2 separate regions of the Homo sapiens genome follow, and region 2 is linked to region 1. Evidence: chromatin loops called from intact Hi-C (ENCODE). Cell type or tissue: natural killer cell. All regions are shown on one strand. Links, peaks and the distances in the headings refer to the core of each region. The heading gives the core; the rest is flanking DNA. Region 1 holds the start of DDX19B (DEAD-box helicase 19B). Region 2 holds the start of EXOSC6 (exosome component 6).

Region 1 (15,254 bases), core at 2,870-10,869:
AGATATTTACATATTGAGAGTGAATGATCAAAAGTTTCTTTGCAACAAATAACAAACTACACAGTTCATTTACTCAGTTAACAATGCCTGCCAGGTTAGGCATGAGAAATGCTCAAATGGATAAGGACCACAGTTAAGGGAGGGGATGCCATAATGAAAACAGAAGCATTAAGTGGAAGCAGGTATTCTGGGTCCTGAGACCTCCCTCACCCTTTCCTCCACCTAGATTCCAGAACACTGAGTCAGACCTCCACCATCTAGGCAGGAGTTTAGAGGATCCCTCTCTGCAAAATCTGGCCAGACCGGGAGGAAAGTTCTCAGGATGCTGACATAGACCACTAAAGATATATAGTTAAGGTCAGAATAGACAAGCCCCACTCATGTGTTTACAGCTTCCACTCAACTTTTTAGTCACTCACTCTTAAATATGAGTGGCCAAGCAAGGATTACAGACATCTGAGAAACAGTCATCACAAAAAAGTAGACACTGAAATATATGGATAAAACACGCCTCACATGAAACAGAGACTGAGCAGAGAGAAGAAGAAAAATATCCTCCAAATGATGAGGATATTATGACCATGAAAGCCGTACAGGGTATTGTCTGTAAAAAAGGAACAGTAAAGGAAGAAGAAAAAAGTTCCTGAAATTAAAAATAAGAAAGTAGAAGTGAAAATGAAATATACCAGACAGTACTTGAGAAAATCTCCCAGGAAATATAGAAAGAAAGAAAGAAAAAAAAAAGAGACAAAGATGAAAAACAGAAGAAAAAAGAAAACCAAAGGACTTTTAAACGAATGGTGCTGGAACAATTAAGACAGCTCTGGCCAGGAGTGGTGGTTCACGCCTGTAATCCCAGCACTTTGGGAGGCCAAGGCGGATGGATCACCTGAGGTCAGGGGTTTGAGACCAGCCTGGCCAACATGGTGAAACCCTGTCTCTACTAAAAATACCAAAAGTAGCCAGGCTTGGTGGCAGGCGCCTGTAATCCCAGCTACTCGGGGGACTAAGGCAGGAGAATCGCTTGAACCTGGGAGGTGGAGGTTGCAGTGAGCTGAGATCACGCCACTGCACTCCAACCTGGGGGACAAGAGCAAGACTTTGTCTCAAAAAAAAAAAAAAAAAGACATCTCTGTGAAAAAGATGAACAGATGAACCTCGGCCAGGCACGGTGGCTCACGCCTGTAATCAAGCACTTTGGGAGGCCGAGGCGGGCAGATCATGAGGTCAGCAGTTTGAGACCAGCCTGGCCAATATGGTGAAACCCTGTCTCTACTAAAAATACAAAAATTAGCTGGGCATAGTGGTGGGTGCCTGTAATCCCAGCTACTAGGGAAGCTGAGGCAGGAGAATTGCTTGAACCCCGGAGGCGAGGGGTTGCAGTGAGCTGAGATTGCGCCACTGCACTCCAGCCTGGGAGACAGAGCCAGACTCCGCCTCAAAAAAAAAAAGATGAACCTCAATGCATACCCCTTATTAGAAAAAATTTAACTCAAAATGGAAAATGGATTACAGACATAAATGTAAAATTTAAAACTATAAGACTTCTAGAGAACACAGGAGAAAATCTTTGTGGCCTTGGATAAGGTGTATATCTTGGAACACAAAAAGAACTAATCATCTAAAAATTGATAAATTAGGCCGGGCGCGGTGGCTCACGCCTGTAATCCCAGCACTTTGGGAGGCCGAGGTGGGCGGATCCCAAGATCGGGAGGTCGAGACCATCCTGGCTAACATGGTGAAACCCCATCTCTACTAAAAATACAAAAAAAAATTAGCCTGGCGTGGTGGTGGGCGCCTGTAGTCCCAGCTACTCGGGAGGCTGAGGCAGGAGAATGGCGTGAGCCTGAGAGGTGGAGCTTGCAGTGAGCCGAGATGGCACCACTGCACTCCAGCCCAGGCGACAGAGCAAGCCTCCGTCTCAAAAACAAACAAACAAACAAAAATTGATAAATTAGGTTAATCAAAGTTGAAAATGTCTATTATTTGAAAAGTACTGTTGAAAAAAGACAAGTTGTAGTTTGAGAGAATATATGCAAAACATATCCGATAAAGGACTTATCATGCCTGTAATCCATCTCAGCACTCTGGGAGGCCCAGGTGGGCGGATTGCTTGAACCCAGGTGTTCCAAGACCAGCCTGGGCAACATGGCAAAACCCTGTCTCTACAAAAAATACATACATTAGCCAGATGTGGTGGCGCATGCCTGTGGTCCCAGCTACTCTGGAGACAGGGTGGGAGAATCCCTTGAGCCCAGGAGGTGGAGGTTTCAGTGAGCCAAGATCATGCCACTGCACTCTAGCCTGACTCTAGTCTGGGTGACAGAGTGAGACCCTGTCTCAAAAAAAACAAAAACAAAAACAAAAAACAGAACTTCTATCCAGAATATATAAAGAAACTTCCCAACTAAAAACAAAAACAATCCTACTTTAAAAATGGGCAAAAGGTTTGAAAAGCCACTTCAAAGAAGTTACATACATGGCAAATAAGCACATGAAAAGATTGTCAACATCATTAGTCATTAGGGAGATATATAAGTTAAAACCACAATGAGACACCAGCATGTACCTATTAGAATGAAGGAAACTGACAATACTGTGCAGGGAAGGGTGTGGGGCAGTTGAAGCTCTCATCCATTGCTGTTGGAAAAGCAGAATGATACACTTTGGAAAATAGTTTGGCACATAACTTACAAAGTTAAACACATACGACATAACACAGTAAATCCTACTCTTTGATATTGACTTTACCCAAGAGAAATGCAAACATATGTCCATACAAAAATCTGTACCTTAATGTATAGAGTAGCTTTCTTCATATTGTCTCAGACTGAAAATTACTCAAGTGTCCATCAATAGAAGAATAAGCAAACTGTGTATATATATCCACAGTGGAATTCTACTCAGCAATAAAAAGGAATGAACTACTGATACATGCAACTTGGTTGAATTCTAAATGCATAATACTAAGTGGAAGAAGCCAGACTTTTCAAAAGGTTATATATTATATATATGATTCCATTTTATGACATGTTGGAAAAGGCAAAACTATAATGACAGAAAACATATCAGCAGCTGCCAGAGAAGGGTGAGGAGAGGGAGTGAACTACAAGAAGTTGTAGTTCTTTGTAGAGAGGGTTTATGTGTTGCCTGTGGTGGTAGTTACACAACTGTATGCTTTTGTCAAAATTCATAGAACTGTACACTAACAAAGTTTAATTTTACTCTGTGTAAATTATACCTCCATAAACCTGACTTTTAAAAAAATTAAAGGGCTGGCCAGGTGTGGTGGCTCACGCCTGTAATTCTAGGACTTTGGGAGGCTGAGGCATGCGGATCACTTGAGGTCAGGAGTTCAAGACCAGCCTGGCCAACATGGTGAAACCCCACCTCTACTAAAAATACAAAAAGTAGCCAGGCATGGTGGCACATGCCTGTAATCCCAGCTACTCGGGAGGCTGAGGCAGGAGAATCGCTTGAACTCAAGAAGCAGAGGTTGCAGTGAGCCAAGATCGTGCCATTGCACTCCAGCCTGGCGGACAAGAGCGAAACTTCATTTCAAAAAAAAAAAAAAAATTAAAGGGCCAGTCCAACAGATCCAACATTCATCTAATAAGAGTTCTGGGAAAAGCTATGCAGTGGTGCGCACCTGTAGTCCCAGCTACGAGGGAGGCTGAGGCAGGAGGATCACTTGAGCCCAGGAGTTCAAGGTTGTAGTACACTATGATTCTGCCTGTGAATAGCTACTGCACTCCAAATTGGGCAACATAGACAGACACTGTCTTAAAAAAAAAAAAAAAAGAGAGAGAGAGAAAGAAAGAGAGAAAGTGAGTTCTGGAAAAGAGGGAATTAAGAAAAAACAAAGAAGAAGAAATCAGCAATGAAATTATTCAGGAAAAGTTCTCATAACTGAAGAACAAGAGTTTTTCAGATTGAAAGTACCCACACCCAGGGGCCAGTAATATGGATGAAAATACACCCATACCAAGACATATTACCATAAATTTTCTGAATATTAAAGACAAACAGAAGATTCTCCAAGCTTAGAAAGGGGAAAACAAGTCACATCAAGAATCAGGATGGTCTCAAACATTTCAACAACAAATACAGAAATCTAGAAGGCAATGGAACAATACATTTAAAATTTGGCAGGAAAATAATTTTCAACCTACAATTCTATACCCAGCCAAACTATTATCCAAATTACAGGGCAAAGTTAGATTTTTTAAGACATGGAATATTCTTAAAGTAATTTACTTCCCGTACACCTCCAGAAAGCTGACAGATGGCTGCACTAAAATAAGGAATAAATCAAGAAAGATGGAAAAGTAGGGGTACAGAAAGGAAGGGATCCAAGAGATCCAAAAGACAAGAGAAAGGAGGAAGGAATCTGCAGAATGAGGCTGAAGGGAAATTTGCCCTGTTCCCTCTATTCCCCAATATGAACTGTGCTCTAAAGACAGGAGTAACTAGTCCAATTTGAAGCAGACTTAAAGGCCTAGGAGAAATGGAATTGATAGAATACTTGATGAGTCTAAGCATCCTGAGATAAACTTAGACAACTGGAAGACAGTTTGGGGTTGAATTGATAATTAAGAAAAAAAAATGAAGCATAAACATAAGGCAATTAAGAATTCCAAGTAAAATAAATTTTATAGAAAAGTAAAGGGCCAGGCAAAGTGGCTCAGGCCTATAATCCCAACACTTTGGGAGGCCGAGGTGGGAGGATGGCTTGAGCCCAGCAGGTCAAGACCAACCTGGGTAATATAGTGAGACCTCGTCTTCACAAAAAATTAAAAAGTTAGCTGCATATGTTGGCACATGCTTGTAGTCCCGGTTACTCAGGAAGCTGAGGTGGGAGGATCACTTGAGCCTGGGAAGGGGAGGTTGTAGTTGGCAAGAGATGGTGTCAATGCACTCCAGCCTGGGTGACAGGGCAAGACCCTCTCTCAAAAAATATATGTAAAGAAAGAAAGAAACAGAAAAAAGAGGCTGGATGCAGTGGCTCACACCTGTAATCCCAGCACTTTGGGAGGCTGAGGCAGGTGGATCACTTGCACGCTGGAGTTCGAGACCAGCCTGGGCAACATGGCAAGTCCCCATCTCTACAAAAAAAATACAAAAAGTAGTTGGGCATAGTGGCACATGACTACAGTCCCAGTTACTCAGGAGGCTGAGGTGGGAGGATGGCTTGAGCCTGGGAGGCAGAGACTGCAGTGAGCCAAGATCACTCCACTGCACCCTAGCCTGGGCAACAGAGTGTGACCCTGTCTCCAAAAAAAAAAAAGGAGTTGCCTCTGGGGAGGAAAAAAATTGGCGGGAACCGTTGTTTTTAAAATAACTTCACTCTTTAAACAATGTGTATATACAACTTATTTTTTATGAGCTATAAAAAATAAAAGACAAGGTTCTTATTCTTGAGGAAGTCATAGCAATAAGTACTAACAGAAGTAGGTTCAAAGCCTACTAGGATTTAAAGTGTTTCGGTGGGAGAAATTAATTCTACGCAGTAGTGTTTAACACATCTCTTGCTTACCATGTGTCAGGTCCAGAAAAAAAGAACAAAGTGAAGCCGATGAGGAAAGGATTTGCTGACTGCCACACCTACTGGGTCCATCATTTATCACTGAGGAAGCACACAAATATGAGCAAAGACATGGTCCCTGAGCCAAAGAAGCTCTGAATGTAGAGGTGGAGAATGACACCTAAAATAACTATTACAAACCGGGGCGGCCAGGAACAATGGCTCAGCCTGTAATCCTGGTGCTTTGAAAGGCCGAGGCAGGAAGATAGCTTGAGACCAGGAGTTCCAGACTAGCCTGGGCAACCTAGCAAGACCATGTCTCTATTTCAATTAAAAACAAACAAAACACAATCTAGGGTGATGGGTGCAATCTATGATTCTTCCTGGTTCCAGGAAGACAGACAGGCAGCTGAGCGCTTTACCGATAGGAGCACTCACCTGCGCTTACGTAACGCGGAGGCGGCTGCGTAAACAAAGCCAGCTCAGGGTCCAGGCTCCATCCCTATCCTCCCCGCCACCCCATCCAGCCTCTAATCAACCTGGGAAACATTCTTTCCCAGGGACCAAGTCTCCGACCAGAACTAGTCCCCTGACCCTTTTAGGGCTGAAGCCAACTCACCGACTCAGCCGCAGCTTCCTGCTCGTCCACCGCCAGGGCCCATGAGTCAGTGGCCATGGTCCCAGGCGCGGGTGGGACGCTCGTGCTGGTGGATTCGAGGGATGGCACGAGGGATCGTGGGCTCCGGGGGTTCGCGGCAGGCTCTGCTCCAGCCCCACTACAAGGCTGCAGACCGGAAGCGGCGCGCCACAGTGACGTCGGAGGCCACTCCTGTTTGGCCACCCTTTGCCCACTTGAGGCTGTCGATTCTGTTGCCCTCAGACCCGTACCCCTCAACCCCGGGCAGAGCAAGCTTTCCTATCAAGCTGAGGTAGTTATCTTAAAATGCCTAAGCTCTGGTTAACTTGGATCTCCAACCAAAGAACAAAATCAGATTCCCGCCCAACACAGTGGCAGAGTAGGCACTAATACAGATTGAACAGATTGAATATATCAAAACAGAAAACCATTACCAATAGTCACCAAAATGCAAAACAAGCACAGAGCTGTTTCCCTTTTCAGATTGGTAATTTAAAATGTCCAGATGTTGGCAATCAGCCCTGACAACCCATTTGGTTAAAAGTCCACTTGACCACTATGCAATCTTGTTAGGCATGTAACAAAACTGCACCTGCACTCATAAATTTGTACCCCAAGAGGAGGAATTGCAGCTCTCCTATGTAAGCGTTGTAGAATCAGGAGAATGTTAAAAAGGAAGAAAACAGACGGTGCGGTGGCTCATGCATGTAATCCCAGCACTTCTGGAGGCCGAGGCGGAAGGATCACTTGAGCCCAGGAGGTCTAGGCTGCAGTGAGCCATGACAGGGCCACTGCACTCCAGCCTGGGTGACAGAGCAAAACTCTGTCTAGGAAAAAAATAAATAAAATTAAAATAGTAAAATAATTAAATAGAGCTAGGTGTGGTGGCTCATGCCTGTAATCTCAGCACTTGGGTTTTTGTTTGTTTTTTGAGATTGAGTCTGGCTCTGTCGCCCAGGCTGGAGTGCAGTGGCACGATTTCGGCTCACTGCAACCTCCACCTCCTGGGTTCAAGAAATTCTCTTGCCTCAGCCTCCCAAGTAGCTGGGATTACAAGCATGCGCCACCATGCCCAGCTAGTTTTTCTATTTTTAATAGAGATGGTGTTTCACCATGTTGGCCAGGATGGTCTCAATCTCCTGACCTCGTGATCCGCCTGCCTTGGCCTCCCAAAGTGCTGGGATTACAGGCGTGAGCCACTGCACCCGGCCTTTTGTTTTTTTAAGATAGAGACAGATCTTGCTGTGTTGTCCTGGCTGGTCTCAAACTCCTGAGCTCAAGTGATCCTCCCACCTCCACCTCCCAAAGTGCCAGGATTGGCCAGGCACAGTAGCTCACATGTGTAATCCTAGCATTTTGGGAGGTGGAGGTGGGAGGATCGCTTGAATCCAGGAGTTTGAAAACAACAACATAGCGAGGCCTTATCCTTACACAAGAAAAATTTAAAAATTAGCCAGGTGTCGTCGCACATGCCTGCAGTTCCAGCTACTTGGGAGGCTGAGGTGGGAGGATCACTTGAGCCCAGGAGGTTGAGGCTGCAGTTAGCAGTGTTTGTGTCACTGCACTCTAGTCTGCGCAACAGAGTAAGACTCTGCCTCATAAACAAATAAATAAATAGGAAGAAATATCTTGGGCTTTTAGTAGTTGTAAAATAAGGATTAAATGAAAGAACTGCTTTCTCCTAACTAGAATCAAAGAAGCTTCTCTTCCCTTGTTACTTCCCTAGAAAGAAACTAGGCATTTTCCTACAATCTGAAAAAAATGAATCCCAACCTCTTTCATTTTGCCAATATTATACAACAATAAGTTAATTTCAAGCCATGAGGCCGGGCACAATGGCTCACACCTGTAATCCCAGCACTTTGGGAGGCCAAGGTGGGTGGATCACCTGAGGTCAGGATATCAAGACCAGCTTGGCCAACATGGTGAAACCCTATCTCTACTAAAAATACAAAAATTAGCCAAGCATGGTGGTGCACACCTGTAATCCCAGCTACTTGTAAGCCTGAGGCAGGAGAATCACTAGAACCCGGAAGGCAAAGGTTGCAGTGAGCCGAGATCATGCCATCACACTGCAGCCTGGGCGACGAGTGAAACTCTGTCTCAAAAAAAATAAATAAATAGACTGGGCACGGTGGCTTGCACCTGTAATCCCAGCACTTTGGGAGGCCAAAGCAGGTGGATCACGAGGTCAGGAGATTGAGACCATCCTGACCAACATGGTGAAACCCTGTCTCTACTAAAAATACAAAAATTAGCTGGGTGTGGTGGCATGCACCTGTAGTCCCAGCTACTTGGGAGGCTGAGGCAGGAGAATCGCTTGAACCCGGGAGGTGGAGGTTGCAGTGAGCCAAGATCATGCCACTGCACTCCAGCCTGGACGACAGAGCAAGACTCTGTCTCAAATAAATACATAAATAAAAACAAACAAACAAAAATCAAGCCATGGTGGGTTCTCTGTGGAATTTTACCAGTACTGTAAGAGTAAAAACGTTTTGAGAAAGGGTAAAGCAGTTCCAGAGAACATTCTACTTGCTATGATTATTTTTTCCTGCACTCTCACAGGGTTAACTGGAGAAGACGTTTTTGTTTTTTGTTTTTGACCTTACACATGAGGATGTGCTAAAAAGAAAAAGGCAAACACCACCTTGGTAGCCATGACCTACATCTCATCAATTCAGAAGCAACCCTGGGGATATTTTCCCAGATAAATTATATTGTTTCACAGGGCTAGAGGTTAATGAAATTTGCAAAACATTTTAATGAGGTTAAAAATTACATCGCCCAAGTTGCAGGACCGTATATAGTAGGTTCACTTGTACAAAACAAACAGGAACCCCCACCCCAAAAGCCCCCAAGCTCCCATATATGCTTTTATACACTATGGAAAATGCCTAAGAAGACCGGAGCAGTGGCCTGTGTCTGCAGTCCCAGCTACTCCTGAAGCTGAGGTTGGAGGATCGCCTGAGCTCAGAAGTTCGAAGCCAGCCTGGACAACATAGTGAAACCATCGCCTCTTAAAAAAAAAAAAAATGTGGCCAGGTGCGGTGGCTCACGCCTGTAATCCCAGCAGTTTGGGAGGCCAAGGTGGTGGATCACGAGGTCAGGAGTTCAAGATCAGCCTGGTCAAGATGGTGAAACTCTGTCTCTACTAAAAATACAAAAATCAGCTGAGCATGGTGGTGGGTGCCTGTAATCCCAGCTACTTGGGAGGCTGAGGCAGAGAATTGCTTGAACCCAGGAGGCAGAGGTTGCAGTGAGCTGAGATCATGCCACTGCACTCCAGCCTGGGCAACAGAGCGAGCCTCTGTCTCAAAAAAAAAAAAAAAAATGCTTAAGATACACACAAAACTGATAACCATGGCTGCCCCTGGTGAGGGCCTCTAGAAGGGTGGGGGTGGATTGAGTATGCTTTATCCTCTGAAATTATTTTCCATATGCATGGTTTTTTTTAAATTAGAGACAGGGTCTTGCTATGTTGCCCAGGCTGGAGTGCAGTGGCTATTCACAGGCACCATTACAGCACATACTATATCCTTGAACTCCTGAGTTCAAGAGGTTCACCTGCCTCTGCTTCCCAAGTAGCTGGGACTACAGGTGTGTGCAGCTGTGCTTGGCTCCATGTTTCCCTTTTAAAAATGTATTTCAGACAAACAAGAAAGGGTATAACAAATACTTAGATTCCCACCTCAAAACTTAATAAATAAAATTACTAAGGTCCAATTGATAATCTCCGTATACTCATCCCAGGAAGACAGCAGCTATGCCAAATTTGGTGTTTATCCTTCCCGTACACGATTTTAGCATGTGTTTTTTCTTCTACTAAATAAATATGCAAGCCTGGGCAACATAGGGAGACCCCGTCTCTACCAAAAAAAAAAAAAAATTTTTTTTAAGTAGCTGGGCGTGGTGGCGTGAGCCTGTAGTCCCAGCTACTCCTGAGGCTGAGGTGGGAGGATCACTTGATCCCAGGAGTTCAAGGCTGCAGTGAGTCGTGATCATGCCACTGCACTCCAGCCTGTCTCAAAACAAAACAAAAAACAAAAAAACTTAAAAATAGCATCGGGGTTTCAGACTCTCCTAAGTTCACCCCCAATACACCTGCGCTTTGTGAGACTCCGGCTAAGAAGGAACCTGGTTTCCAAAGCGGGCGTGGAAAGAAGAGTGTTCGGGGAATAAGAGCATCTGGATTGGAATTCAGCCTCCTGCATTTATTCCCACGTGAGCCTAGCCAGTCTCAGTTTCCCCTGAAATCACAGGAAGTACCCACCTCACAGATGGCGGATTCTAGATCACAAGGCTAAGACCTTGGGCCGAAGCCTCGAGAAATATTGTTATTCCTCTACCCAGGAGTAGGGGCGAGGAAGGCACCTAAACGTGGGAGGAAAGGGTCTGGCTTCTACCCTCGCAGATACTCACGTCGCCCACAGGCAGGGTGATGGGAAACCGCCGCAGGGCGCGATCTTGGACGCGCCCGGCAGCCCCAGCCATCGCGGCTGAGCATGGCAGTTACACTCCAACAACCGCTGCTCTTGGCACTGGCCAAGCCGGAGCCTCATTGGCTGAGGCCTGGAAATCCTGTCAGCCAATCAGCTGAGGGGACGGTACAGCGCTCGGGCACGCGCCCCAGGAACTCTGGGGGCCAAAGACAAGCGCAAGCCTCCCGCAGAGGGCTTTGTTTCCTGCTAAATGTCTGGCTTCCTGGTGAGACTGGGAACTCCATGAGGGCAGGGCAAGATCTTTAATCTTGATCCTCAGTGACTAACACATAGTGGTCACTCATTTGGTGAATCATGAGCCATTAGCATCTCCCCCCGTGGGTCAAACTTTTTAAAAATTTTGCATCTGAACAAATAGGTGCAGACGCACATCCTCTAATCTAGACCCTTGGTATTCCAAGTATAATCTCTCAGCAGCATAGATATCGCCTGAAGCCTGTTAAAAATGCAGGCTCTCGGCCGGGCACGGTGGCTCACGCCTGTAATCCCAGCACTTTGGGAGGCCGAGGCGGGTGGATCACGAGGTCAGGAGATCGAGGCCATTCTGGCTAACACTGTGAAACCCCGTCTCTACTAAAAATACAAAAAATTAGCTGGGCGTGGTAGCGGGCGCCTGTAGTCCCAGCTACTCGCAAGGCTGAGGCAGGAGAATGGCGTGAACCCGGGAGGCGGAGCTTGCAGTGTGCAGAGATCGCGCCACTGCACTCCAGCCTGGGCGACAGAGTGAGACTCCGTCTCAAAAAAAAAAAAAAAAAAAAAAAAAAATTCAGGCTCTCAGGCCCTACCCCAGACCTATTCAATTTAGCAATATTTTAAGATCCTAGGTGATTCCTTTAGCGTTTTATGGTCTGAAAAGTACATTAGACAAAAAAATTATAATATGCTCAATTGAAATATTCCTTTAGAGGTTCTTAAAAATTCAGCCTTGGCCGGGCGCGGTGGCTCACGCCTGTAATCCCAGCACTTTGGGAGGCCGAGGCGGGTGGATCATGAGGTCAGGAGATCGAGACCATCCTGGCTAACAAGGTGAAACCCCGTCTCTACTAAAAATACAAAAAATTAGCCGGGCACGGTGGCGGGCGCCTGTAGTCCCAGCTACTCGGGAGGCTGAGGCAGGAGAATGGCGTGAACCCAGGAAGCGGAGCTTGCAGTGAGCCGAGATTGCGCCACTGCAGTCCGCAGTCCGGCCTGGGCGACAGAGCGAGACTCCGTCTCAAAAAAAAAAAAAAAAAAAAAAAAATTCAGCCATCCCCATTTGACTTAGTACCAAATAAGCCAGCATTGTAAACCCATTTTATAGATGCTAAAAGTAGCTAAGATGCCATGGGAGAGTTAAGAGTCTAGCGCTACATCCTTCCAAAGCTATGTTAGTTTTTTTTTTTTTCCACTTGTTTCCATTTCTTTCTTTTTTTTTTCAATTGAGACACTGTCTCATTCTGCCACCCAGGCTGGAGTGCAGTGGCACGATCATGGCTTACTGCATCCTTTACTTCCCTGTCTCAAGCTATCCTCCCACCTCAGCCTCCTGAATAGCTGGGACTACAGATGCATGCCACCATGCCCAGCTAATTTTTGTATTTTTTTGTAGAGGTTGAGTTTTGTCATGTTGCTCAGGCTAGTCTCAAACTCCTGGGCTCAAGCCATCCACCCACCTCAGAATCCCAAAGTATGGTGATTAAAGGTATACGCCATCACGCCGGCCTGTTTCTGTTTGTTGTTTTTATTATTTTTTAAATTTAATTTAATTTAATTTTTTTGAGACAGAGTTTCCCTCTTGTCTCCCAGGCTGGAGTGCAGTGGCACAATCTTGAGTCACTGCAGCCTCTGCCTCAGCCTTCTGAGTAGCTGGGATTACAGGTGGCCGCCACCACACCCAGATAATTTTAGTATTTTTAGTAGAGATGGGGTTTCACCAGGTTGACCAGGCTGATTTTGAACTCCCAACCTCAGGTGATCTGCCCGCCTCGGCCTCCCAAAGTGTTGGGATTACAGGCATGAGCCACTGTGCCTGGCCTGTTGTTTCACTCTGCGGCCCAGGCTGGAGGGTAGTGGGGCAATCACAGCTGTTGTACTATTTCAGTTCTTTGGTTATCTTTCTCATGCCCCAAGATGGAGTTCAACAAATGTTCTACTGGAGAGCAAGCCATGTGCATATCGCTCACTCCCACCTACAGGCCTATTTGCTTAGCCTAGAGTAAATCAAGAACTTGCCAGTAGTTTCCTAAAATACATAATTTGCACATTGCATTAAGATAGCATTCTTTCTAGCATGTAGTTGACATCTACAAGAGAAAAATATCACAGAAAAATATCATTAGATAATTATATTAGAATGAGACTTTTGGGCCTCAATTACAATTTCTTTCTTTTTTTTGTTTTAAGAGACAAGGGGGCCGGACGCGATGGCTCACGCCTGAAATCCCAACACTTTGGGAGGCCAAGGCAGGCGAATCACCTGAGGTCGGGAGTTCAAGACCAGCCTGGCCAACATGGCGAAACCCTCATCTCTACTAGAAATAGAAGAAAAAAAAATAACTGGGCGTGGTGGTGGCGCCTGTAATCTCAGCTACTCGGGAGGCTGAGCCAGGAGGCAGATGTTGACATGAGCCGAGATCATGCCATTGCACTCCAGCCTGGGCAACAAGAGTGAAACTCTGCCTCAAAAAAAGGAAAAAAAAAGAGAGAGAGACAAGGGTCTTGCTTTGTTGCCCAGGCTGGAGTGCAGTCGCGAGATCTCAGCTCACTGAAGCCTTCAGCTTCTGGGCTCCAAGTGATTCTCCTTCCTCAGCCTCTTGAGCAGCTGGGACTACAGGCGAATGCCACCACGCCTAGCTAATTAAAAAGAATTTTTTTTTTTTAACAGAGTCTCACTATGTTGCCTAGGCTGGTTTCAAACACTTGGGCTCCATTGATCCTCCTGCCTTGGCCTCCCAAAGTGTTGGGATTACAGGTGTGAGTCTCTGTGCTGGCCTACAATCTCTCTTAATGGGTGAATAAAAAATTCTTATTTATTTATTTATTTATTTTGAGACAAAGTCTCGCTCTGCGGCCCAGGCTGGAGTGCAGTGGCCTGATCTCGGCTCACTGCTAGCTCCGCCTCCCGGGTTCACGCCATTCTCCTGCCTCAGCCTCCAGAGTAGCTGGGACTACAGGCGCCCGCCACCACGCCCGGCTACTTTTTTTGTATTTTTTAGTAGAGACGGGGTTTCGTCGTGTTAGCCAGGATGGTCTCAATCTCCTGACCTCATGATCTGCCTGCCTAGGCCTCCCAAAAGTGCTGGGATTACAGGCATGAGTCACCACGCTAGGCCAAAAAATTATTTTAATCTGTTTATAATTATTTTATTAATGAAGGTACTATCCTAGTAACAACTCTGGCAGCAGAACTAAATTATTGAGATTACAACCTGTATTATTTTATTCTGAAAGTACAATTCATACATACCTTTTGGCTTTCTATTTTAAGTGTGGTGGCTTAGAAGTCTGACTCATTTCCCAGATTGTTTAAGCTAAATATATGTTATTTAGGGCACTGTGGATCAGAATAAACACTTGTGTCTCCTGGTTTTGCCCTCAGCTGTGTTACTTAACCTCTCTCTCTGCCTTATTTTACTCTGTTAAAAGCAGATAGTAGTAGTAACTCATGATAAGGTTGTGAGGATTAAAAGCTTAGATTGGTGCCTGCTGTATACTAAGTGCTCAATAAATGGTAGGTTTGATGATTACTATTTGTGAGCAGCTATGAAGTGGGAAAGTAAATCAAATGATTTATGTTTTTACTGGCTTTTGGGCTTGACCTTCTTTTTGTGTAGGATGCTCTTTTTGCATAAAAAGTAGTATTTTTCTGTATTGTCTGTAACTTGAGTTATGACCAGCAGCACAATTTATTACCCGTGTATTTGGATATATCAGATGATGGAGGTAATAGTGCAGTGGTTAAGAGCATGGGCTTTGGAGTTAAATAGACACAGGTTTGGATCCTGTCTCCACAACTTACTATTGGGTGTGAACTTGTGCAAGGTAATTTCCTCATTTGTAAAAAGGGGACTCCAGCTGACCTCATACACAGTTTAAAAATCAAATGAAATAAGCATGTGAAATGTTTGATGCAATGCCTCACGTATAAATACATACATATTTTTCAGACAGGGCCTCGCTCTGTCGCCCAAGGAATGCAGTGTCACGATCAGGGCTCACTGCAGCCTCAACTTCCTAGGCTCAAGTGATCCTCCCACTTCAACCTCCCAAGTAGCTGGGACTACAAGCATGCGCCACTATGCCTGGCTAATTTTTATTTTTTATTTTTTTTTTTGAGACGGAGTCTTGCTCCGTAGCCAGGCTGGAGTGCAGTGGCGCCATCTCGGCTCACCGCAACTTCCGCCTCCCGAGGTCAAGGGATTCCCTTGCCTCAGCCTCCCGAGTGGCTGGGACTACAGATGCGCGCCCGGCTAATTTTGTGTTTTTAGTAGAGACGGGGTTTCACCATGTTGGCCAGGATGCTCTCGGTCTCCTGACCTCGTCATCCGTTGGCCTCAGCCTCCCAAAGTGCTAGGATTACAGGTGTGGGCCACCGCGCCCGGCCTTTTAAAAAATT
Region 2 (14,059 bases), core at 1-8,000, 51 kb after region 1:
CCATGCGCAGCCGCGCGTCTTTAAACAACGGAAGAACCAGTGGATGCGGCAGGGCGTTGGGCGGAAGGGGTTCGCACGCCAAGAACCGCCATGCCTGGGGATCACCGCCGCATCCGCGGCCCTGAAGAATCGCAGCCGCCGCAGCTGTACGCGGCCGACGAGGAGGAGGCGCCCGGCACCCGCGACCCAACGCGGCTACGGCCCGTGTACGCGCGCGCCGGGCTGCTGAGCCAGGCCAAGGGCTCGGCCTACCTGGAGGCGGGAGGCACCAAGGTGCTGTGTGCCGTGTCGGGCCCGCGACAGGCCGAGGGCGGCGAGCGCGGCGGCGGCCCGGCCGGAGCAGGCGGCGAGGCCCCGGCCGCGCTGCGCGGTCGCCTGCTCTGCGACTTCCGCCGCGCACCCTTCGCGGGCCGCCGGCGCCGCGCTCCCCCGGGCGGCTGCGAGGAGCGTGAGCTGGCGCTGGCGCTGCAGGAGGCGCTGGAGCCGGCTGTGCGCCTGGGCCGCTACCCGCGCGCGCAGCTCGAGGTGTCGGCGCTGCTGCTGGAGGACGGTGGCTCGGCCCTGGCCGCCGCGCTCACCGCCGCCGCGCTCGCCCTGGCCGACGCGGGCGTGGAGATGTACGACCTGGTGGTGGGCTGCGGCCTCAGCCTCGCGCCGGGGCCCGCGCCCACCTGGCTCCTGGACCCCACGCGGCTCGAGGAAGAGCGCGCCGCCGCCGGCCTCACCGTGGCGCTCATGCCTGTGCTGAATCAGGTGGCCGGGCTGCTGGGCAGCGGCGAGGGCGGCCTGACAGAGAGCTGGGCGGAGGCCGTACGCCTGGGCCTCGAGGGCTGCCAGCGCCTCTACCCCGTGCTGCAGCAGAGCCTGGTGCGGGCCGCCCGCCGCAGGGGCGCCGCCGCCCAGCCCTGAACCAGAAGCCTGAGCAACTACGGACGCAAGCCGAGGACCGTGCTGCCGCCGTCCACGAAAAGACCCGCGCCATCGGCCTCCAGTTTGCGTCGAGAATTCCTGGAAGGGCCCTGATATGACTGTGGTTGGACTGACCTGACTGCCAGATGGTGGGACTTGGTCTGGAGCAGGGACTACTTGGAATGATAAAGGCAAAACTCAACAGCCCCTGGAGCTGCGCTTGTGGTGGAGCTGGACCCTGAAATTACCTGGACCTTTTTTTTAGAGACAGGGTTTCTTTCTGCAGTCTCAAACTCCTAGCCTTGATTGATCCTCCTGCCTTGGCCTCCCAAAGTGCTGGGACTACAGGTGCATGCAACCACACCTGGCTAATTTTCTTTTCTTCTTTCTTTCTTTTTTTTTTTTTTTTTTTTTTGATGGAGTCTTGTTCTGTTGCCCAGGCTGGAGTGCAATGGTGCAATCTTGGCTCACTGCAACCTCTGCCTCCTGGGTTCAATCCATTCTCCTGCCTCAGCCTCCCAAGTAGCTGGGATTACAGGCACATGCCTCCATACCGGGCTAATTTTTGTATTTTTAGTAGAGATGGGGTTTCGCCATGTGGGCCAGGCTGTTCTCGAATGCCTGACCTCAGGTGATCCACCCGCCTTGGCCTCCCAAAGTGCTGGAATTACAGGTGTGAGCCACTGTGCCCAGCTGAGTAAATTTCTTGATTGCACAGAATGTACGGTGATATTGGCGGACTTAAGGACATCGAATTGTTTATCAGGAATAAAGTATTATGTGTGTTTTCTGCGGCCCTGGATAATGCTGTAGCATTCAGGGTCGATTGAGTAAAAAAAATGTAGAGATGGTTTCCTGTTTGTTTTTGCTTCTAGTTTTCATTCATTTGCTATTTATTCTCTTCTGGCTTTGCTTGTGTATGCATATATATAAAACCATTATTATTATTATTATTATTTTTAGTTTCTAGTGGAAGGCTTTTATTTGGTTCTGTGAATAGTCATTTTGTTTCCTAAGAACTTCCAGCAAGTTGTATTCATTCCATTCATCTAGAATTCCTAGGCTGCCTTTGTCGGGCCTGCAGGTATTAATGGAGAATAGCAGCTTTTTATTTTTTTATATTTATTTTTTGAGACAGAGTCTCACTCTGTTGCCCAGGCTGGAGTGCAATGGCGCGATCTCAGCTCACTGCAACCTCCGCCTCAGAGGTTCAAGTGATTCTCCTGCCTCAGCCTCTGGAATAGCTGGGACTACAGGCACCTGCCACCACACCCAGCTAACTTTTTGTATTTTTAGAGAAGATGGGGTTTCATCATGTTGGCCAAGCTGGTCTCAAACTCCTGATCTCAGTGATCCATCTGCCTCAGCCTCCCAAAGTTATAAGATTTTTTTCCTCTGGTTTTTAGTAAATGTTTTTTTTGAGATTGCTTAGCACCAGAATGATTTGCAAATTTGAAAATAGGAACTCCACTAGGAATGCCGGATAGAAGAGTGCTTCACATTTGTAGAGGGAGACAAGAACTAAATATCACGACGTCTTTCTGAGCCTTTTGGTTTGCTAACGTGCCCCAAATTCTTATTCCAAACGGTATAAGATAATTATGTGTAAATGAATACCAGCTCTACTTAGTTTTATTTCATATTTGTGTATCTGAATATATTAAAATATCTTTTTTTTTTTTTTGATGCGGAGTCTTGCTCTGTTGTCCAGCCTGGAGTGCAGTGGCATGATCTCGGCTCACTGCAACCTCTGCCTCCCAGGTTCAAGCGATTCTCCTGCCTCAGCCTCCTAAGTAGCTGGTATTACAGGAGTGTGCCATTAGCCTGGCTAATTTTTGTATTTTTAGTAGAGATGGATTTTCATTGTGTTGGCCATGCTGGTCTTGAACTCCTGACCTCAAGTGATCCTCCTGCCTTGGCCTCCCAAAGTACTGTGATTACTATCATGAGCCACCACACCTGGCCTAAAAGATCATTGATTTAGTTTTGAGTAAGATTTTAAGTGATTAAATTATGGTATTGTTGTGTCTGGAATATCTGATATTAGGGTTTTTTTTTTTTTTTTTTACAGTTTTTGATATGCTTTATTTTGGGTATGTAGTTTACAAAATATAAAGGAAATATAAGGAGTGTTCTCTTTTTTTTTTAAATAAAAAGTGTATTTTTAACTGGGCATGGTGGCTCACTCCTGTAACCCCAGCACTGTGGGAGGCTGAGGCTGGTGAATCGCCTGAGTCCAGGAGTTTGAGACCAGCCTGGGCAACAAGGTGAAACCCTGTTTCTATCAAAAAAAAAAAAAAAAAAAAAAAAGGAAAAAAAATAAGTCAGGCATGGTGGTATGCACCTGTAGTCCCAGCTACTTGAAGGCTGAGGCAGGAGGATCGCTTGTGCCTGGGAGGTTGAAGCTACAGTGAGCTATGGTCAAGCTACTGCACTCCATTATAGGCAACCCTATCTCAAAAAAGCAAAGCAAAACAAAACATTTTTCCCCTTGATTATAGAGGTTTGAGAAAAATTTGAGGGAAGATTCAGAAAATTACCTGTAACTGAACAGAATGCCACCAGCTTGGGCTTATTCTGCATGCATAATTATGAACATTTTCCCAGCTCTTGTGAAAATTCTCACATTCATAGAAAGATAGATGCACCAGTAAAATAAATACCTGTAAATACGATAATAATTTCATAATAATATGCTTCACCTAGATTTACCAGTTACTAATATTTTGCCAGTTTTATTTTCTCACACACTTTTGTTGAGCATCTGAAAACCATACACATGATGACAGTTCAACCCATAATGTTTTAGTTTGCATCTCCCAAGAATAAGGTTTTTCTTCTGTATAACAAGAATATTGTAATCATACCTAAGAAAATGAATTTTATTACATATGTGTTCTATATTCAAATTTCTGTAATTACCCCTAAGATGTCTTTTAAATGATTTTTAGCATTGATAGTCTGTGCCTGTGTAGATTATAACATTGGCTATTGCAAAATAATGGTTTTCTTTTTCTCTTTTTTTTTGAGACGAAATCTTGCTCTATTGTCCAAGCTGGAGGGCAGTGGCACAATCTCGGCTCACTGCAACCTCCGCCTCCCAGGTTCAAGCAGTTCTCATGCTTCACCCTCCTGAGTAGCTGGGATTACAGGCAGGTGCCACTGTGCTCTGCTAATTTTTATATTTTTAGTAGAGACGGAGTTTCATCGAGCTGGCCAGACTGGTCTTGAACTCCTGACCTCAAGTGATCCACCTGCCTCGTCCTCCCAAAGTGCTGGGGTTACAGGTGTGAGCCACTGCACCCAGCCTAAAATGATGGTTTTCTGATTCTAGCATTTCTTTTATAAGATTGCTATGTAAAGCACAGCTTTTCTTTTTTTAGGGAAAAATGTCTTTTAACAGCTGCAAAATAAATATTCTTTCAATGGAATGACAATTATTATTTTTGCCATATATTTATTTTAAAAATTTATGTATAATGGTAACCTGAGCCTGCATGTTATTCATGTGTGGTGCCATACTGATCTTTAATTTTAATGTGAAGCAAGTACTAATATAGTAAAGCATAAATTATATAAAATTTGCTTTATATTTTGGATTGCAAATTAATTGCTGTACTTTATAGAAAAGTTTCCCAAATCCGTTTTACTTTTTTGTATTTGAAATTTAATCACAGGTGGAATCTTAAAGAGAGCATTTAGGGATATTGTAAACAGATGTTATTAAGGACTAATGTTAACAAACATTGAAGAAGAGAAAACAGTATTTGTTTTTAGCTTAACATCTTAGTGGAGTGAAATATTTTCAGTATATTTATTTTATTTATTTATTAATTATTTTTTTTTTTGAGATGGAGTCTGGCTGTATTGTCCAGGCTGGAGTGCAGCGGTGCAATCTCAGCTCACTGCAACCTCTGCCTCCTGGGTTCAAGCGATTCTTGTGTCTCAGCCTCCCGAGTAGTTGGGATTTACAAGTCAATTTTTTTTTTAACTAAAACTACAGAATCTATTTTTCTTGGTCTCATACTCAGTTTTTTATGTAGTCACTTAGTAAATAACCTAATTTGCTTGTTTTCTCCACACTAATTTTAGGGTGAATTCCTCATTTCGCTTTTCAGATCATGGGGTGAGGGGGATGGTTGTGTGTGTGAGGAACTGAGGAATCAGATGGAAAACAATGCCTCTGCTCCTTTGAGTATAATCAGTGATATTTGAGGTTCCAGGGTTAAATGCTGCATTTTTATTTCTGACGTTCGTACCTTAAAATATTTGAAGAAAATAAACTATTTCATTGTTGTCAGAAATGTAGTTCTTTTATTTTCCTGCCCCTCTCCCCTTTCTAAGTTTCTAGAATGTTGAGTAGGTAGAACATAGATGCTCCTTTTAGGATCTTTTGCTGTGGAATGGTCCACAGGTGAATGGCAGTAATATCTTAAAATGATTGGCCCCCTCTCTCTTTGTTTCCATCAAGGATACAGTTGATATATTAGTTGGATGGCATATAGATCATACTCAGAAACCTTCGCTCACGCAGCAGGTATCTGGTAAGTCTTGCAGCCTATACCAGTTATTTAAATACTGTCGGGGAGGAGCAGTGGTCCCCCAGTGACCATCTATCAATAACATTTCTTTAATAATGCAAGAAAACTAATTCAGAGAAATGTTATATTGTAAATGAACATTACTTGTTAGCTAAATATATATTTTCAGAAGAAATTACTAGTAGGTGGGTAGAATAAGTACAGACAGGACTTACCCAAGTTATTTGTAGTTTGTACTGGTAGGAAAAAGTATATGGTAAGAATATATTGCAGTGGCAATACCCTGAAGTGGACAATGGAAGATCCAAGTTATTTGTAACATTTTATTGTTTTTCTGGTTATTTTTTTAAAAAAGGAAATAGGGTTAATTTGGAGAATTGTCATAAATGAGAAATGGTTTTGTTTCCCATTTTTTTGGAGTTAAGTGAATGACTAGCATGGCTCATTTGCACATTTCAGCTTGTTTCAAGTGTCATAGTTTCTCGTAACTTACTTGGTGTAATAAACTTTTGAAAATAGGATATTCAGGTGATAGTGGTCTGTTTCATTTTCACTGAGGAGATAAGTATACACCTTTAATGGTTAGATGTGGCCCTGGGATTAGCCAGGCCAATGGTAGATTGTGGCATTTTAGTGTTAAGTCATGTGTAGTGACAATATAGATAGGAAATTTACTGAAAAAGTAAGGAAATAACATTTACATGTTAATTTTTGCAGAAATTAAAGAGGTATTAATTAAAGAGGTATTGGTTAATCGTGATCAGCATGTTTAGCAGTCTTAATTTTATGATATAGGACATGTTTTAGGGTATGCTGCTTGAAAACCGGATACTTTTTAAAACAAGCCTCTTATATTTTTTTAATTTGGATTTTTTGGTGTTTTTTCTCCCCCCACCCTTTCACAATTTCTTATACGATTCCAAGGGTGGTTGCAGAGTTTGGAGCCATTTTGGGTAGCTGATCTTGCATTTTCTACGACTCTTCTTGGTCATTTTCTAGAAGACATGGAAGCATATGCTGAGGTGAGTATATAGAAAGCTGTTTCTTAAAATTTTGGTTAAGAAAAAATCTTAAATTGTGCTAGATTTATTTTAAAATGGCTCAGACCTCCTGACATTTAAGCAGAAATTACAAGCCCATTGCAATATTTTGAAAAAAAAATTTTTTTTTGAGACGGAGTCTCACTCTGTCACTCAGGCTGGAGTGCAATGGCACGATCTCAGCTCACTGCAACCTCCACCTCCTGGGTTCAAATGATTCTCCTGCCTCAGCCTCCTGAGTAGCTGGAATTACAGGTGCCCGCCACTATGCCCAGCTAATTTTTGTATTTTTAGTAGAGACGGGGTTTCACCATGTTGGCCAGGCTGGTCTCAAACTCCTGACCACTGGTGATCCACCCGCGTCGGCCTCCCAAATGCTGGGATTATAGGCATGAGCCCCCGTGCTCAGTCAGTATTTTAAACATTTATTTCAGATGTATTTAAGTTACCAGGAGAATTACTGGAGAGACTAAAAGAAACGTTGCAAGCTTCGTATTTCGCAAAGCTTTACATACTCTTGGTAGCTGGTATTTTTCTAAAGACATTTTTTGTTATTTATTTTTATTTTTTGTTCCCAGTCTTCAGAGTCTTAAAGCAAATTGATGTTGTGTTATAAAAAAACACAAAACACCAAAAGCTCCTAAAGATTTTCCTCTTACATATGTACGGGAGATCTGAATCGTACTTTGGAGGACAGGCCTTGGCTTCAGCCAGCTTTTGTGGCTGTACGAATATAGCATAGGAGCTTTAAGAGCACTGCTGAAGCCTCTGTTACTGGTACTTGGCTTTTCTGGCCCCACTGTCATGGCTTAACTCTGTGCTATCTCTTATCTGAATCTCTTTGTGTTTCTCCCCTATTCAGATCAACCAATCAAGGCTCCCATAAAGATTTTGGCCTCATCTTGTTTTTATCATCTTTGCTGCTTGTAGTCAACAGGAATTCAGTACCTTTAGCTGTACTGATGTGTTTACTCTTTCCTAGAAAAGCAAGGAAATGTTTTGCTTCTGTGTTGTTTTTTCTTTGCCCCCACACCTAGAATGTCTTTTTTCACAGCCCACGTTTAAAGCTGATCTACCTCTCATAAGCCACACATTCTAGTTTGTAGAGATGCTTCCCCTTGTTATCCTTAAGATCTCATTCTCTTCTGTTATTTTGGTGCTTAATTTTAGGTAAATGTATAGATTGGTTCTAGTATCCTAGTTTTTGCGAATCTTGTCCTTTTCATATATCGTACTTCTTCAGTTACACATCTGTAGACCAGGTCTTGTAATCTCCCTTTGCTCTTCATGTGCATGCTCTTGGTTTGGAGGACTTACTGTTGAGCTGAGTGGCTCAAAGAATACCTAGAATGAGATTTTTAGCCAAAAACTAATTCAGGAGTGGCAAAAGCTTCCGTCTTCATTTATACCTACATATAACTAGAGCATATGTGCTAGAATTTATTTTTCCCCAACAGCTTTCTGAGTTGATTTAAGAGATTATTTCCTTAATTTGTTGTCTATTGGGTTTAATGTTGGCTTTTTGAAATAATTAGGTAAAACCCATTTTTATATTCAGAGTCATGAATATTCTCATGGGCCACAGTTCTCTTTCTAAAAGCCTAAAAATCTATTCTAAAATGAATTGATTGAAATATTTTAGAGTTTTTTTTTTTTTAAACAATGTACTACTTATTAAGAATGCTGTGAATTCACATCTAGGACCTCAGCCATGTGGCCTCTGGGGAATCAGTGGATGAAGACGTCCCTCCTCCATCAGTGTCATTACCAAAGCTGACTGCGCTTCTCCGGGTATTTAGTACTGTGGTGAGGAGCATTGGGGAACGCTTCAGCCCAATTCGGGTCCTCCGATTACTGAGGCATACGTAACAGATGTAAGTGCTTTTGGGCATTTGAAGTGTCATTCAAAAATAAAATTGTTTTACATTGTAAATGCTTCTCTTTACCAGGTGAACTGTTATTAATCCTTCATTTGTTTAGCATGTATGTATGTATGTGTATATGTATATATTGTCTGACTGCTTTCTTAAATAACCAGAAAAGCAGGGAATCCTTTTATATCTCATCCTCCTTTCATCCAACTTCCCTACCCTCCCATGACAAAAGGCCACTCTGAATTTTTAAATCTTATTCTTTCATTTTTAAATAATATTTCTTATAATTTTACTTTTAAATTATTGGGTTTCCTTTTAGTTTTTCAACATATTACGAATAGCACACTATAGGAGAAGCCTCAGAAAGTAATCTTCTCTGAGCATAAGATGGAACTCATATGAAAACTTGTATATCTTTATATTCTTTGATAGCCTGATATCAAAGAACATAAACAAATTAAAAATGAGGTAGATAGATTGCCACACTTCAGCAGCCTCAAACATTAGCTGCACTGTATATAGCACATCCAATGAGGGTTCAGTGGAAAAGACACAAGAAATGAACCCCAGGCATTGTACTCGGCTGTGAATAAGGAGAAAGAAGCATGTGTGATACAGTCATAAAAAATTTAATCTAACTGATGAAAATTTTACCGTTAGGATAAAACTTGCTTTTAGGAGCATATACTTTTGCTGAACATGTTGCTAAATAAAATAGGATATTGATTATATAGTAAGTTGTGTACTTGAGCAGAAATGTCAGAACTTAAAGATAAATGAAACCAGCATATCGGTATTTTAAACCAATATGGTTTCAAAATGGTTTAATATCTTTGCTTCATTTTTAATGTCTAAAAGGTGGTTGTTTGAAGACTGTACAGAGTTGAAATAAAAAGCTGTTAATTCAGACATAAAATAAAAGGGACATAATTTATAGGATAGGTGTATATTGATTTATGAGGATCTTTTAGGCCTTTGAGAATGGTAGAATGGTGGGGTTTTTATTTTTTTATTTTATTTTTATTTATTTTTGGAGCTGGAGCCTCACTCTCTCACCCAGGCTGGAGTGTAGTAGTGCAATCATAGCTCACTGTAGTCTTGAACTCTTGGGCCCAGGTGAACTTCCCACCTCACTCAGCCCTACAAGCGGGTGTCACCATACCCAGCTCTTTTTTTTTTCTTTTTAAAGTGGGGTGGTGCCATCACGACTCAGTGCAGCCTCTATCTCTTGGGCTCAAGTGATCCTCCCACCATAGCTCCTGCTAATTTTTTATTTTTGTAGAGATGGCGTCTCAGTGTTTCCCAGGCTGGTCTTGAACTTTTGGCCTCAAGCAGTCTTCCCACCTCAGCCTCCCAAAGTGTTGGGATTATAGACATGAGCCACTGGTCTCTGTTGCCCAGGCTGGAGTGCAGTGGCACGATCTTGGCTCACTGCAGCCTTGACTTCCCAGGCTTAAGTGATCCTCCCACCTCAGCCTCTCAAGTAGTTGGTGGGACTACTGGTGTGAGCCACCACGCCCAACCAATTTAAAAACAAATTTGGTAGAGATGAGGTGTTGTTATGTTGACATGGCTGGTCTTAAACTCCTGGACTCAAGAGAACCTTCCAGCTAATCCTCTCAAAGTGCTAGGATGATAGATGTGAGTCACTATGCCCAACCTCCAAGGATACTTTTAATGAAAATTATGGGTAGACTAAATAAAATCCTGTATGTATTGGTTGTTAAATATTATAGAAGTATTTTTTAACATTTGCTCTGTTTTCTCCCCTATTTTATTAGAAATTTAGTACACAATTATTGGCCATTATAGTTAAGTGGGGGATTTTGTTTGTGTGTGTATTGGAAATCATATGATTTTTGAAGATACTATGTGGTAAGCATGAGAGTGCTTATCTTTCAAAAGAGACCATCAGTAGATAGAAAGTTTAATAAGCTTAAAGTGACTTGTATGTTCAGTTTTGAAAGATTGATTCCCAAAAGCCCAAGAGCTAGCTTGTAGTATGTGTGGGCAGGCTATTCCCATGCTGTCAATACCATTACTGTCGTGGTGTATTTCATGATAAAGATTCTGAGCTTCAGCCATTTAGTGACATTGGGAGAAACGAAGTTGGGTATATGGGAAATAGAGGATGGCAGATTCCATTTCCTGTCATAGTAGCACTTTAGGATTTTTTAGCCAAGATCATGTTTACATATTGTAGTAAAGGTATCATTATTCAGCTACTGAGAACTAGAATATTAAGAGACTGCTGGCAAGGCAAGCAGTTAATTTTCAGTTGAAATTGCATTAAATAAAAAGTATTTCCTTGCTTTGTGGAAGCACGTGAATTTTTTTAAAAAGCTGCTTGTTTTCCCCATTTACAGATTCTGTACAGAGTAATGAGATGTGTGACGGCTGCAAACCAGGTGTTTTTTTCTGAGGCTGTGTTGACAGCTGCTAATGAGTGTGTTGGTGTTTTGCTCGGCAGCTTGGATCCTAGCATGACTATACATTGTGACATGGTCATTACATATGGATTAGACCAACTGGAGAATTGCCAGACTTGTGGTACCGATTATATCATCTCAGTCTTGAATTTACTCATGCTGGTATGTGAATTATTCTTTTCCTTTTTAATGTGTTGGTTTATTCAGGCCCTTAAATCGATATGTAAGAAATTAAGGGCTTTGTCTGGGTATGGTGGCTTATGCTTGTAATCCCAGCACTTTGGGAGGCCAAAGCAGAAGGATTGCTGGCATCCAGGAATTCTGGCACAGCTTGGGCAATGTAGTGAGACCCCATCTGTACAAAAAGTCAAAAATTAGCTTGGTGTAGTGGTGTGCACCTGCAGTCCTAGCTACTCGGGAGGCTGAGGGAGGAGGATCGATTAAGCCCAGGAACTTGAGGTTGAAGTGAGCTCTGATTGTGCCACTGCACTCAGCCAAGGTGACAAAAAAGGCCCTGTCTCCAAAAAAGAAAAAACATAAGGGCTTTGCTTTATTATATTATTTTTTTAGAGTACATTCATCAGTCTTATAATCTATGCCTTCATTTTAGTGTCTATTTACTTTTATTTTTAATGCAATTTTTTTTTGAGACAGGGTCTCACTCTGTTGCACAAGATGAAGTGCAGTGGCATGATTTTGGCTCACTGTAGCCTTGACCTCTTGGGTTCAGGTGATCCTCCCACCTCAGCCCCCCAGGTAGCTAGGACTACAGGCGTGCACCACCACACCTGGCTAATTTTTTATATTATTTTGTAGAGATGGAGTTTTGCCATGTTGCCCAGGCTGGTCTTGAATTCTTGGGCTCAAGAAATCCACCTGCCTTGGCCTCCCAAAGTACTGGGATTATAGGCATGAGCCACTCTGCCAGGCCTCTATTTTTAGTGGTTGATAGCTAGTCTCAGTGTAGCTTTACTCGTTTTTTCTGAGGAAACATTGCTCTACGCACCAGATTCTTTGTTTTTTGCTTTTCTTTTCTTTCTTTTCTTTTTTTTTTTTTTTTGGTCACAGGATCTTGCTATATTCCCCTGGCTGGAGTGCAGCGGTACAATCAGAGCTCACTGCAGCCTCAAACTCCTGGGCTCAAGTGATCCTCCCACTCAGCCTCCCGACTATCTGGGACTACAGATGCATGCCACCATGCCTGGCTAACCTTTGTATTTTTTGGAGAGAAGGGGTCTCACTGCATTGTCTAGGCTGGACTTGAATTCTTGGTCTCAAGTAATCCTCCTGCCTTGCCCTCCCAAAGTGCTGGGATTACAGGTGTGAGCAGTCATGCCTGGTCTCCTTTAATTTCTTTTTTTTTTTTTTTTTTTTTGAGACGGAGTCTCACTCTTTCGCCCAGGCTGGAGTGCAGTGGCACAATTGTATTTTTAGTAGAGACGGGGTTTCACCATGTTAGCCAGGATGGTCTCGATCTCCTGACCTCGTGATCTGCCTGCCTTGGCCTCCCAAAGTGCTGGGATTACAGGCGTGAGCCACCGTGCCCGGCTGGCCTCCTTTAATTTCTTAACCATAAATATCCTCCCCCCACTTTTATTATGGACATTCTGAAGCACATAAAAATAGGGAGCATAGTATAATAAATTTGTACATATTTAACACTCAGCTTCTATAATTAGAAGCAAACGGCCCATCTGGTTTCATCTAGGCCTCTTTGCTATCCTTTCATCTCTAACTGGCTTATTTTAAAGCAAATTCTAGATGACATTCTGCTGAGCATTTCTGCCAGAATTACACCTCTCTTTGCTAATGTGAAAAAATGCCCATGATAACTGTAAAATAAGTGTGTCCTATTTAGGTGTCTAAACACTTTAATGTCACAGTATTAAGGCCTTAAAATATAGCTTAGATATATTTTTCTAAATTAAAAGACTTTATTTTTTAGATATACAGAAAATTGAGCAGAAAACAATGAGTTCCCATATACCTTCTTCATCCCAACAGTTTCCCCCTCATTAACATATTGTGTTAGTGTGGTACATTTATTACAAAGGAGTGAATATTGATATATTATTATTAACTAATTTCATAGTTTACTTTGTGTTATGTATTCTATGGACTTTAACATGTGTAATGACATGTATCCCCTATTACCAGTATCATACAGGATAGTTTCACTTCCCTAAAAATCTTTTATGTTCTACCCACTCCTTCCTCATTCCCTCTCCCCACTCCTCCCTCCCTCCATCTTAAGCCCATGGCAACCCCTGATCTTTTTACTGTCTCCATCATTTTGCTTTTTCCAGAATGCCATGTAGTTGGAGTCATATAGTATGTAGCCTTTTCAATTGGCTTCTTTCACTTACCAGTATGCATTTAAGGTTTCTCCATGTAACAAACAGCCATATTTAAGACATGCCTGGATAAATAAAATTGGTAGGAATGTTTTCTTGCCATTATATTTAACTTTTCTTCTTTTTCCTTGACAAATCTTGATAAGTTTTTTTATATTAGTTTTATTTTCTAGAAAATGTCTTATGAATTTCTCCTGTTTGCTCTAGCATGCTTATAGAAAATGTCAGTGTTTCTTACAGCTCAAATTTGTATAGTTGTTTTAAAATGCGGTCTCTTTCTTCTTCCCCTGGTACTTTTTTCTTTCTGTCTACTGAAGTTAGTTCTTATACATGGTCTTATATTTTGGCTGTCTCTTTTTCCCTAGAAACATTCATACAGGTTGAATATTCCTTATCTGAAATACTTGGGACTGGAAGTGTTTTTGATTTTGGATTTTGGAATACTTTTTTTTTTTTGGAGATAGTGTTTTACTCTTGTTGCCCAGGCTGAAGTGCAATGGTGCGATCTTGGCTCGCTGCAACCTCCGCCTCCCAGGTACAAGCGATTCTCCTGTTTCAGCCTCCCAAGTAGCTCGGATTACAGGCATGCGCCACCACGCCTGGCTAATTTTTTTGTATTTAATAGAGATGGGTTTTCACCATGTTAGCCAGGCTGGTTGTGAACTCCTGACCTCAGGTGATCCACCTGCCTTGGCCTCCAAAAATGCTGGGATTACAGGTGAGCACCACCATGCCCAGCCGGATTTTGGAATATTTTCATAACACTTACTGGTGAGCATCCCTAATCTGAAAATCCTAAATCTAAAATGCTCCAAAATTTGAAACTTTTTGAGCACCAGTATGATGCCCCAAGTGGAAAACCCCAAACCCGACCTCATGTGATGAGTCCAAACTGTTGTATGCACAAAATTA

The links. A loop is a pair of places that touch in the nucleus more often than their neighbours do. Peaks named below come from ENCODE experiments on the same cell type or tissue, not always from the same donor. Only the 100,000 strongest peaks of a DNase experiment are listed, where the experiment ranks them.
Region 2: a loop joins it to region 1, with 9 times the contacts of the local background. A loop is called at or near these places in 13 of 110 quality-filtered maps.

What each region holds. Positions count from the first base shown.
Region 1 is chr16:70,290,244-70,305,497 of GRCh38, reverse strand. It overlaps DDX19B (DEAD-box helicase 19B), which reads right to left and starts at 6,312. Exons shown (of 12, transcript NM_007242.7): 1 at 6,144-6,312. The coding sequence starts at 6,200. RefSeq lists enhancers at 6,237-6,466, 6,198-6,492. In natural killer cell, for the core only: no CTCF peak of the experiment used is centred there; DNase peaks (open chromatin) are centred at 5,977 and 6,277; H3K4me3 peaks cover 1,327 bases; H3K27ac peaks cover 1,553 bases.
Region 2 is chr16:70,237,932-70,251,990 of GRCh38, reverse strand. EXOSC6 (exosome component 6) reads left to right here and starts at 51. Exons shown (of 1, transcript NM_058219.3): 1 at 51-5,213. The coding sequence starts at 91. The coding sequence ends at 909. It also overlaps the pseudogene SMG1P7. RefSeq lists silencers at 305-394, 525-844. In natural killer cell, for the core only: no CTCF peak of the experiment used is centred there; DNase peaks (open chromatin) are centred at 10 and 400; H3K4me3 peaks cover 847 bases; H3K27ac peaks cover 645 bases.